Linked DNA regions of Homo sapiens: region 1 is linked to region 2. A link is a loop called in an ENCODE intact Hi-C map of the cell type or tissue named here. Cell type or tissue: heart right ventricle. All regions are shown on one strand. Each heading gives the region's core, and the rest is flanking DNA. Links, peaks and the distances in the headings are about the cores only.

The links. Hi-C counts contacts between places; a loop is a spot of excess contacts. Peaks named below come from ENCODE experiments on the same cell type or tissue, not always from the same donor. Only the 100,000 strongest peaks of a DNase experiment are listed, where the experiment ranks them.
Region 1: it touches region 2 in a loop (5-fold over the local background); 3 of 110 quality-filtered maps call a loop at or near these places.

What each region holds. Positions count from the first base shown.
Region 1 is chr15:92,340,904-92,346,283 of GRCh38, reverse strand. No RefSeq gene overlaps it. Among named protein-coding and RNA genes, the nearest start is that of ST8SIA2, 50 kb to the left of the region's middle. In heart right ventricle, for the core only: no CTCF peak of the experiment used is centred there; a DNase peak (open chromatin) is centred at 2,243; H3K27ac peaks cover 1,004 bases; H3K27me3 peaks cover 878 bases.
Region 2 is chr15:92,289,936-92,295,315 of GRCh38, reverse strand. No RefSeq gene overlaps it. Among named protein-coding and RNA genes, the nearest start is that of ST8SIA2, 100 kb to the left of the region's middle. In heart right ventricle, for the core only: no CTCF peak of the experiment used is centred there; no DNase peak of the experiment used is centred there.

The sequences.
Region 1 (5,380 bases), core at 277-5,276, 51 kb before region 2:
TATCCTGAAATCCAGCAAGAGTCACCTCATTAAAACAAAAGATACTCCTGCCACTCTGGAAATTCCAAGGGATTTAAGAGCTCTGTGTCAGATGCTTCTATCACTCAGGAAATTACAAAGGTCTTAGGAGCTCTGTGTCAGGAACTGGGGTCAAAGATCAAATATAAGAACAAAAGATTCTCCTAGTGCCCCTATCTACAAGGGTTTTAAGAGCTCTATGTCAGGAACTAGACACAGAGACCAATATACGTATTTCATATTATATCACAATGTCACAGTACTGCCTGCCTCGGAGTAGACATGAAGCAATACTTATTGGGTTGTCATTGTCCTTCCCTTAGCCCATTGCCCTGCAGGGTCCAGGACACCATTTGGATGCTTTAGATATCACTAGTACTCAATGACAACTCAGTTCCTAGTCACAGGGGCCCCAGGTGCATGTTTCTTCCCATCACTGGGGCACACCTGTGTGCTCTCTCCCTCCATCAATGGCTTTGCAAGAAGCCCAATCAGCGTGATGTTTTTTTTTTTGCTTGGCTGGAGACTGATCCTGCATTGATTCTAAGCCCTGGTCCTAGTTCCCATGCTCACCATTCTAAGTCCTTGAGCGAGGCCAGACACTATAGAACCTGCAACCCTAAACTCAGACATTACACCTACAAAATTCAGTCATATGCCCCCGGGGCCCCCCTACCTGGTGCCTTTCCCAAAGCTAACCCCTGCATACAGGCAGGGGTGGGGCACAGGTCAGATGGCGTTTGATAACAAATGAATCCCAGTTAGTGTAAGCAGAAGGGGATCAGTCTGTCTCGTGGACAAAGCACAAAACAAGAATGCAGATAAAGAGTCCCAGGCATGGTGGGAGTCCCAGGCCCTCTCTCACCCCTAGTCCAACTGACCGGCATTCCTTCCTCTTCACTTTCTGTGTCCATATCTTATGACTTCATCTTCTGTTCCCAGCCCCTTGCTTTCAGCATTGATTTCAGAGTGTGGAACTTACTCTCTGCCTCTTGCTAGCTGATTATTGTATCAAGCACCTCATCATCTAGCCAGCCTGCCCACCCCTTGCCCCACAAAGTGGGCATGGACAAAGCATGCGCATGGGTAGGGTTGAGCCTGTATGTCAGTGCAGTTTCATGATTTTCCTTGTTTGTTGGTCTACAGGCCTTCTTCATCTGCTCCCTGACCAAGACTGCCAGCTTGTAAGACCCTCCTCAGCCTCACTCCCTTACTTCACTGGCCACACTTCCCTACACCACATTTCAGAACTGTGTGCTTGCCATGTGCTGTTCCTCTCCTTGCAATGCCCTTCCTCGTCTCTGCCTTGTGACCTTTTACCCATTCTTCCAGGAAATGCTCCTTGTTTTCTGAAGCTTCCCTATTGCTGCAGCAGAGTCAGGCATCCCCTCCTGTGTGCATTCATGACACTCCATACTAATCTTCATCAGAGCAATTGCCAGATTGTGTGGCCGTGATCTGTTCGCAGGTCCGTCTCCCTGATTAAAACACGAACTTGCTCAGTAGGTCTCATTCATCTCTGATTGCCTGTGACCAGCCCAAAGCCCTGCAGATAATTGGTGCTCAGCATAACTTTTGTTACAATAAAGCACGGACCCCAAAGAGAAAAGATCCCATTTAGCAAGCCTAGAACAACCTCAGGCAAGAGGAGTAAGTGCCCCTAGGAGAATAAGCCGCAGAGGCTTCTCTCCCTCCCCACTTGTCCTTCCGCTGCGCTGCTCCCACTTCTTTTGTGATTTAATTGGGATTTGGCACTTCAGCCTCTTGGCTGGCCCCTTTAGGAGGAGAGTCATCAGCAAGGAAAGCTCTCCACGTTGCCTCACACCTACAGTGCTCGCTGAAATGATGCCTCTGCCCCTCCTCACCCCTCTAGCACCTGAGCAGGCTGGCCAGGGGCCCTGCACTGGGTTGGATTGGTGAGCAAAGTGGCTTAGAGGAGTCCCTGCACCTGGCAGCATATTATCTTGGCAGCGCTGGAGCTTAGGAAATTAATGAAAAGGGAGGGAAGTCGCTGGGATTTTAGATTTGCAATCAGGGGCTCTGCGACCCCCTAAGCTGGCAGTATTAAGGGAGCTAATCTGCTGACCGTAGGAGCTCAGCTGGTCTCCGTTTGCTGCGCTCCGCTTCACAGCAGGAGCCGGGCACTTTTTTCTCATGCCAGACAATGAGATGCTGGTGGAGAGGCAGCAGGCATGCCACTGCAAATGCCAGGCAGGGGCAGCCGTGCCAAGATTTGGAGGAGCAGATGATTCCCTGGCAGCCCACGAGGCTTAACCCATCCGGCTACTGATTCAAGAGGAAATCTGGAAGGAAACTGATGTTCCTTGAGCACCCACTACGTGCCAGACGCTTTATGTGGTTACCTCACTGAGTCTGCTTGACAACTCTGGGGTCTGTGCCTGTCAACCCATCTGACAGAGGAAAAACCCTGGGCTCCTGAGGTTAAGTTCCTGCTTACAGCAGGGCCACCTCTTACTGTCCTGCAGGCTGTGCCCCGCAATAGGGCCCTTGGACAAGCTGGCAAATGAGGGCTGTAATGCAGCCCACATTCTTGAGTTGCCAAGCTGCACCCGGAGGGGACACGTTTTCTAATTTACAAAGTTCTCCGGAGACCGGCTACCACCCTGCTTCACAGCTGGAACCAGGATTCAAATCAGGTTGGTCCACATCCTCAGTCCTGCTTCCCTGTGTATTTCAGCCTTGATTACAAACCCAAAGGAGGTCTAAACTCAGGTCACAGCGAATCAACTAGAAAGTGGGAGGGACTCAGTGGTGGAAAGAACAGGATCCATTGACTTGGTTTTCCCCTGGCATTGTATTTCTTCTAATCATGGCTTGATTCTTTACTTGTGAGTCCTCTGGCTACTTCTCATTTTTCAATAAAAACTTCGGGCTGTAGTTAGATAGGGTAGGAAGATGGAGACATCCTTTTACTTTTTTTTTTTTTTTTAAATCTGTCCTCAGTAACCAACACTCTTTCAAAACTTGAGTTTTTCTGGCCATAAGGCGGATAGCTTGATTGGTCTGCTTACTATGATAAAGTTAGGTCTTGGAGGTCAGAAGCTTCAAGAAATTGCTGTAAATAATACAATTAAGCCCAGCCAAACACATCCCAAATGACGGCTTCACTGCTGTCTCCTTAGTGCATCCTCTGCCTCCATTTTCACCCTCATCAGCCCATCTGACAGACCTCTGGCAGATAAGCTTTCGTGAATCAGCTCATCATTTTTTCTTCCCAACTCAGAAGCCTTCAGGGGGTTAATTAGAGGATAAAGTCCTAACTTTATCCAAAGTGGTTCTCAAAGTGTGGTCCCCAGGCCAGCAGCATCGGCATCAGCATAACCCGGGAACTTGTTAGAAATGCGAAAATTTAGGGCTGTCCTCCAGACCTGCTGAATCAGAAACTCTGGGGGTGAGGTCCAGCAATCTGTGTTAGTACAAGCCAAGTACTTCCCAATTCTTGCTGAAGTTTGGCCTATCCTAAGTTGTGGTCTGTTCTATATTTGGACTTGCCATCATTTTGTTACCTTTTACTCCAACTTCTCCTGGCTCTCCTGGTCATGAGCTATTTATTTGTCCTCTGCTTCTGTGATATCCTCCCAAGTGACAGAAGCAGCTAGATGCCTCCACCTTCTGCTTCCTTATTAACATATCAGTATCATGAAGACACCATTGTGCCTAGTTGACCTCTTCATTTCCTTTGCAACTAGGTATGGTCACAGGATTAAATTCTAGCTAATGATTTTTTTTTGAGACAGAGTCTCACTCTGCCATCCAGGCTAGAGTGCAGTGGCGTGATCTCCTTTCACTGCAACCTCTGTCTCCCAGTTTCAAGTGATTCTCATGCCTCAGCCCCTCCTCGTACCTGGGATTACAGACGTGCGCCACCACGCCTGGCTAATTTTTGTATTTTTAGTAGAGATGGGGTTTCCCCATGTTGGCCAGGCTGTCTCAAACTCAAACTCCTGACCTCAGGTGATCCACCCGCCTTGGCCTCCCAAAGTGCTGGGATCACAAGTGTGAGCCACTGTGCCCAGCCTAGCTAATGATTTTAAATGGAAGTTATTGGGAGGAACCTTTGAGAAGGAAGGACAGACAGCTGGGGTGAGCCCCTTTTTGCCTTTTTACTTGTCATTCTTCCTCATGACTGCTGCCTGCAATACGAATATAACGCTGGAACCCTAACAGCCTTCTAGAACTTTGGGGTAGCCTCAACAGGGACGCTACACACAGGCAAGCAGAAAGAAGGAAAAAGTTCATGTCCCTGATGATCATGACACCACCATAGCAGCCGTGGACATCTGACCTCTGGGTTTTACAGGAAAGAGAGAAGCCCTCATATGTACAAGCCACAGAAATCTGCTGTTAATAGCACCCAAAGCAATGTAACTTCAAATAGCTTCCAAGCCTCTCTTCATTTGTACATATCCAACCTGCTGTTCAAGGCCCAGTTTGTTTCATGTCTTATTTACTTTACAAATGATTTAACACGGCATCATCACAGGCCGGCATGGTGTAGACTTTCTCCCCTGCCAGTCCGTGGGGCTGTGCCTGCTCTTTTAGGGCAGGGTCTCAGACTCATTCATCTTTGTATCTACAGATACTAACAGGAATCTGAGGGAGACAAAGCCTAGGGGTTCCCCTAGTATCTGTGCCCGAGTTCTTACGTCCCCACTGTTGTGCCAAACCCTGTTAACCTCAGTAGGGAAGGCACCAGGTTCAAGAGGCTGAAGAAGAGATCCAGAGCCAGCAAACGAGACATGGGGTTCTATTAGGGGCTTACATACAGGGGAGAGAGTCCAATGGCAGCGGGCTGGACAAAGTACCTGCCTTACATACAGTCCAGTGGCATGGGCTTGACAGATAACTGCACAGTCCAGTGGTGGTGGGAAGGGTAGGAAAACCACAACAATTGCAAACAGCATACAGCCTCCACAGCATTTTCACTTAACACCCTCCTCTTAACGGCTTCCACCAGGCAGCCTTCATTGAACCCACAACTCAGGGTCTCAATGCTCTATCCAGCCCGTGTTCCGCAGGATGTGCCGGGGACTCAGGTGTTTCTCATAGACAAGGAATGAATCTCTGGGTTGGCCACTCCTGGACTCCCTAGCTCAGAACACGCACTCAGGTGCATCTGCTATAAAGTGTCATTCTTAGGGTGGGCTTAAGTTATTGCTATCAGGTGCATTTACCCTAGAACCGTTCAAAAGGAAAGTGGCATTTACCGGGCACCTATTGTAGGCCACGTACCATGGTAGGCATTTTTTCCCACTCATGATTTCATTCCTTTCTGTCAGGCACCCAGAAACATTTGGATTATCTTCATGGTACATTTGAGGACTCTGAGCTTGCGTGAGAT
Region 2 (5,380 bases), core at 51-5,050:
AATTGTGCTTTTATATTTTATAATGCTTGACATCTTGGGGGCCTTGCTGACTGTGGAGAAGCTGCCCCGCCCAGGGTTAGTTAATTCCTGGAAATCATCGATGGCTTATCTCTGAGCCTGCCTTTCAAATGCTGACCCACTGATCCATAGCCACGCCCCAGTCACCTTCTTCACTGAACACTCATGTAACAAGCCAATATTCCCCTGCCCTACATCAACTCAGGGCCAGGGACCAGATACCTAGGGGCAGCTTTATGCCACCAAAGCCTGCCGGGCTTATTCAAACTAGCCAATCCGAAGCTGTTTACCCTGCCCTGGGTTTCCCACAGAAACCCCAGTAACAGCTGTGGCCATGCCTTCCCCTGCCTCCTCCCTCCTCAGTGACTCTGATGTTTCCCCACGTGACCCTGCACAATGTGCTATGCCTCATTTCTAGGGAAGCTGTGAGTAACACTCAACTTTTCCTTCAAATGCATTGACCCCTCCATGTTGCCACTCATTTTATAAATTAAGTCCCAGGCACGTATTAAAAAGCATCAGAGTGAAGGAGACAACCGATGGGCTATTTCATTCATTTCATTAAAATCTTAAAGAATAGGAAAATAGGCTTTTTAAAACCAAGGAAATCAAAGCTCAGAAAAGTCAGATGACGTGTCTTCCGGTCAAATAGACGGCCCCAGTGGAGGCAGATTCGAAATCATTCCATCTGATGCTGAAGCACATACTCTTAATTACCACTAAGACATAGAGTCCTGGGTCCACGCCATGCTAGGGGCTGAGCACACAGGACTGGCTATGACAGGTATCGTTTCTATCTTTATGGAGTTTACATTTATTTTAGTTGGGAGACAGACGTGGATAAAATGGTTCTACAGATAAATGTATACTTTGAAACCAAGGAAATGCTAAAAGTACAAAGTAGCCAAGGAGTTAATTAAGAGATTATTTTCAATTTGCAAATAGCCTGAGGTTGGAGGAAGGTGGCAAATGTTATTAAGTGAATGAATGGAGATCACTGGGGCTGGTTTTAAAAGTAAAAAAACCAAAAATGGGTGAACTTAATAATATATTTTATGTAACCCAACATATCCAAAATGTCACCATTTTGACATGTAATCAATATAAAATATTGTTAACAAGATATTTCACATTCTTTTCACAATACGCCTTTGACATCCAGAGTATATTTTATACTTACAGTGCATCTCAATTCAAACTAACTACATTTCAAGGGCTCAATAGCCACATTTGACCAGTGACTTCATACTCCATATTGAACAACATAGGGATGGATGATTTAGGTTCAAAGTACTAGCTTGATAGCTAGATTCCCACTGCCCTTTGGAGATAACAATTCTGGCGTCTGTTGTTGCTAATATGAAATATGATGTCAGTGTGATTGTCATTCCTTTATAGGTAGCTTTTTTTCCCCTTTGGATGCTTTTAAGATTTTTTTGGTCTTCGATATTTTGCACTTTCAATATAATGTTGCTGGAGTTAACTTATATTTTTCTGCTGATGATTCTGTGTGTCTTTCAAAGACCTATGTCTCTTCTTGAGAACAGTTTTGACCATTTTTGTTGAATAATGCTTCTCCTTTTTTTTTCAATGTCTACTTCCAGAACTGGTATCAGATCTACGTTTGATTTTGTCATTTTATTCTCCATGTTTCTTAAGAGCTCTTTTATAATTTCTATTTATTTCTCACTACTGTATTTAGAGTATTTTTTTAGCGCTTTCTTCTGGTTTACTTAATTTCTTACCCGCTGTCTAATCTGCTTAAGGAATGTGCTTTGGGTTTTTAATTTCAATGGTTAAGTTTTTCATTTCTAAGTCTCCTCTTAATTCTCTTTAAAATACGTCTTTTATAAAATTCTGATCCATTCTTTCACTATAGTTCTGATTGCTTCTCCCATCTCCTTCATTCTCTTGTTTTTAGTAGTCTTTTTAAAGACAATTTTATAGTCTTTTTCAAATTGTCCTGTTAGCTCCAGTTCTCCATTTGATGCCCTTGCAAACTCACCCTTATTGTATTTCATGTTCACATTGGATTTATACTTTTTATTGTTAACTCATCTCCAGTCGGGTTTGTTTCATAGTGGGTGGTGGAGATGTGTCTGCAGTGGGATTTTGGTTTTGCATTCGCAAGGGTCCTAAGAGTATTACTGGTCTGGACTAGCTGGGTATTCCTTTCTTAGCAGGAAGTTTTCTTTATCAAGTGGGTGGAATAATTTCTGACTATGCATCTCTAGTTTCTGAGTTTCTATTTCTTTTTGTTTCCCATCCATGACCCCAGAAGGACAAGTTTTCTTGCTCTTTTTCCCTTCATAGGAACAAAGTTTTGTTGCTTTGACTGGAGAATGGAGTAGCTCTTCATAGCTCCAGGCTCCATGCAGGGGCTTATACCTGGCTTCCAACTCCTAGGTGTTACACCTCACTCAAGTGTCAGAACCCTAACTCCAGATCTGATGTTTGGGTGAAGTACCCACAGGAGGCATAGTCAATGAACTCCCATTTACTGCATCACTTGGCTTTGAGATCTTTTCCTCTTTCTGGACTCTTGGGGTTTCTCTGTCTTGTTTTCTTACCAAGCTTGGTTTTACAATTTGTTGCTACCCTTTGCCCATGATTTCTGTTTGTCATGGAAAGGGGGGAACGTGTGTCTTCTCAATCTGCCCTACTGCTAGAAGCCTTTCATGCCTTGCTTTTGTAATTTAAATAAGAGGTAAGAAAAGTCTTCCTTTCTTTCCACATACTTCATATGTCCTGTGGTGGTTTAAATAGTCTTTTCAATTGAAGTGTTATTGAGACAAAATATTTTTATAACCATGTTATTATCATGTTTATGACAGGTTTAAAAAGAAAACCATCCGTAGGCTTTCCTTGTAAGGGCAGAATAGAAAAGAGGCTACATGTGTGGTTTAGAACCAGACAGGGTCCAAACCTTAGCCAGACTCTTGAGCTCTATGACATAATCTCTGTGACAGCAGACACTGCTGCCTTGACCCCTATTTAACAGACTGTGCCTGGCACCAAAACAAGCCAACACTAAATGTTCATTGAATGGATGAATAAGCAAATAACTTTGATTTTCTGAGCCTTTATGTATTCATCGGTAAAATACAAGCGACACTGCAAACATTATGTTAAGTTGTTGTGCAGCTTGGACGTGGTGTGTGTAAAGTGCTAGGCATGTTGCAGGTGCTAAAAACACTGTCCATGGTTCCAGGCAAAAGAGGAGCCTGGTTTGATTCAGAGAGTGGTCAGTATGGATCATGAGAGATTCCATAACTGGACTTTTTAGGACTCCTTTTGTGCTTTGTGAATTTCCCAATCAACGAGATTGTTTTGTTCACCTCTACTTAACTACTAATTTATCTGCATCTCTTGGCTAAGCAGGCTGTCAGAATGAAATGTAGTTCTCACGGCTCTGTGCATGGAGTTCTTATCCTCTGTCTCTCTGAAATGCTCTCCCATATACTCCTTCTCTCACAATTAGTGCTTGTTTTTCTTGCCATCCTTCCACCTTGGAAGGTAGCACCTCGCTTGTTATCTGCTCTCATCCTTAGCTTTCTCTCAATATCCTTTGAATACATCATAAAGGTCAATTTGGAATCAAATCTTGCCCTCCCTCCCTCCCTTGTTCCTGTAACTACATTGTCTCTGCAACTTGAGGTTATTGCTGAAATAATTTTTATCCTTCAGTGACTTACCTCTGTCATTTGCCTGCTTTTTAGAATTTTAGATCTATATGTAATTTAGAAGACTTTAATGGAGGGAGTTTATTTGGCTTAGCCTTCTTAATGTATGCACTGATTTGCAACTTGGGAACAATCCAATTAGTCTTTTATTGACTGTCTACCATGTGTCCATGGCTCTGCCAGCAACAGTGGGGGTACAAAGAAGTAAAAGTTTCAGTCTCTGACTTTGAGCAGAGTACAGTTTTATTGGGGGACAAACCAACAAATTATCCTATAGTTCTACCTGGAATTATAGGATAGTATTAAATAATGTGTAATAAAGTGGCAAATTATATGACTCAGACTCTTGAGTGCCATATGACTCAGAGATCAGTGTGGGCTGAAGTCATCTGTAAAGCTTCACGGGGAAGAAGGGTCTTCACCTGGGCCTTGAAGGACAGGGGAGATTTGAACAGGCAGGAGGGAATTACAGATGGTGGGGCACAAGGAGGCTCAGCATGGTGTTTCTGTAGGGTAGAGAGGAGAATCACTATTACAGAACAGAATTCATGCTGGGTGCTTAAGGTGGGCCAATTATTGGAAGCCTTAGTAGGAAAAGAGGCACTCTTCCCAAAAGAAAGCATACAAAGAAACAGATTGCAGAGGAAGTATTTCTGTGCCAAGTCACATCTCCTTTGGTCTTCTAGGTCTTATAGCATCCACCAACCCACATAAATTTCATACCCACACCACTGTTCTGGACTGGCTAGTGCCAACTGGAGAGAATTCTCTCTCCATCCAAAACTGCTCAGCCCTATAAATAGAAACCCTTACCAACTGAATTTTTGAAAGGGTTTACACCATCTCCTTTAGTTTGTTTTGGCTGTGGCTGTTGGTTACACACAGCAATAACAACTGTCCTGAGTGGACCTCCTGCCCTTGTGCCGTGTTCTGAGTCTCTCAAACCAGTTGTGACAGTGGGAGGAATTTGAGATACTTGCAATAGAGAAGAACCTCTGCTATCGTGCAGAAACCGTGTGCCCATGGCATTCCCTGTGAACCATCCTCAGACACGCCCTGCACTGCAGCAGCTTGAGGGTCACTGTCCACTGTCATATGGCCTACTTGAGCCCTAGGAGTCACCAAGTACAAGCCAGCCATTGGTTAAGAGTAGAGCAGAGAAGAAAGCCATGCATTCTTGTTAGGTAATAGCTGATCATTATAGGAAATATAGTTATCAGTTTCTTGATTATTTCTTGCTGCTTTTACCGCCTTCACTTTCTTGATCTTTTCTTCCTCTTTTTCTCAGGAAGAGCAAACTCAAGTATTATTTGCTCTTAAGAACTGTTAAGGAACAAAAGATAGTTCCTGCCTCTCCATATAAAGATATTTCAAGTGATTTTCATGGGCAAATCTGTCAGTTTAGATAGGAACAGGCTAAGATGAATCCAGAACATTTTACCTTTGGAAAGAATTTGACTTGCTAGATTTTGCTAAACTGTTACAATATCTTCAGTGAGAAGCAATGCTTCACCCAGACTGACACTCCATGGTGTGTGAAGTAGCTGAAAGAGCTTTTCACGAAATCTTTTGGTTTTCTGTCATGATAATGTTTTAAGAGACTGACATTGACAGCAGGGAGTAATATGCTGAGATGGGAGTTGCTCTTGTTTGAGCTGGAGGACTTAGGAAAGAGGCTG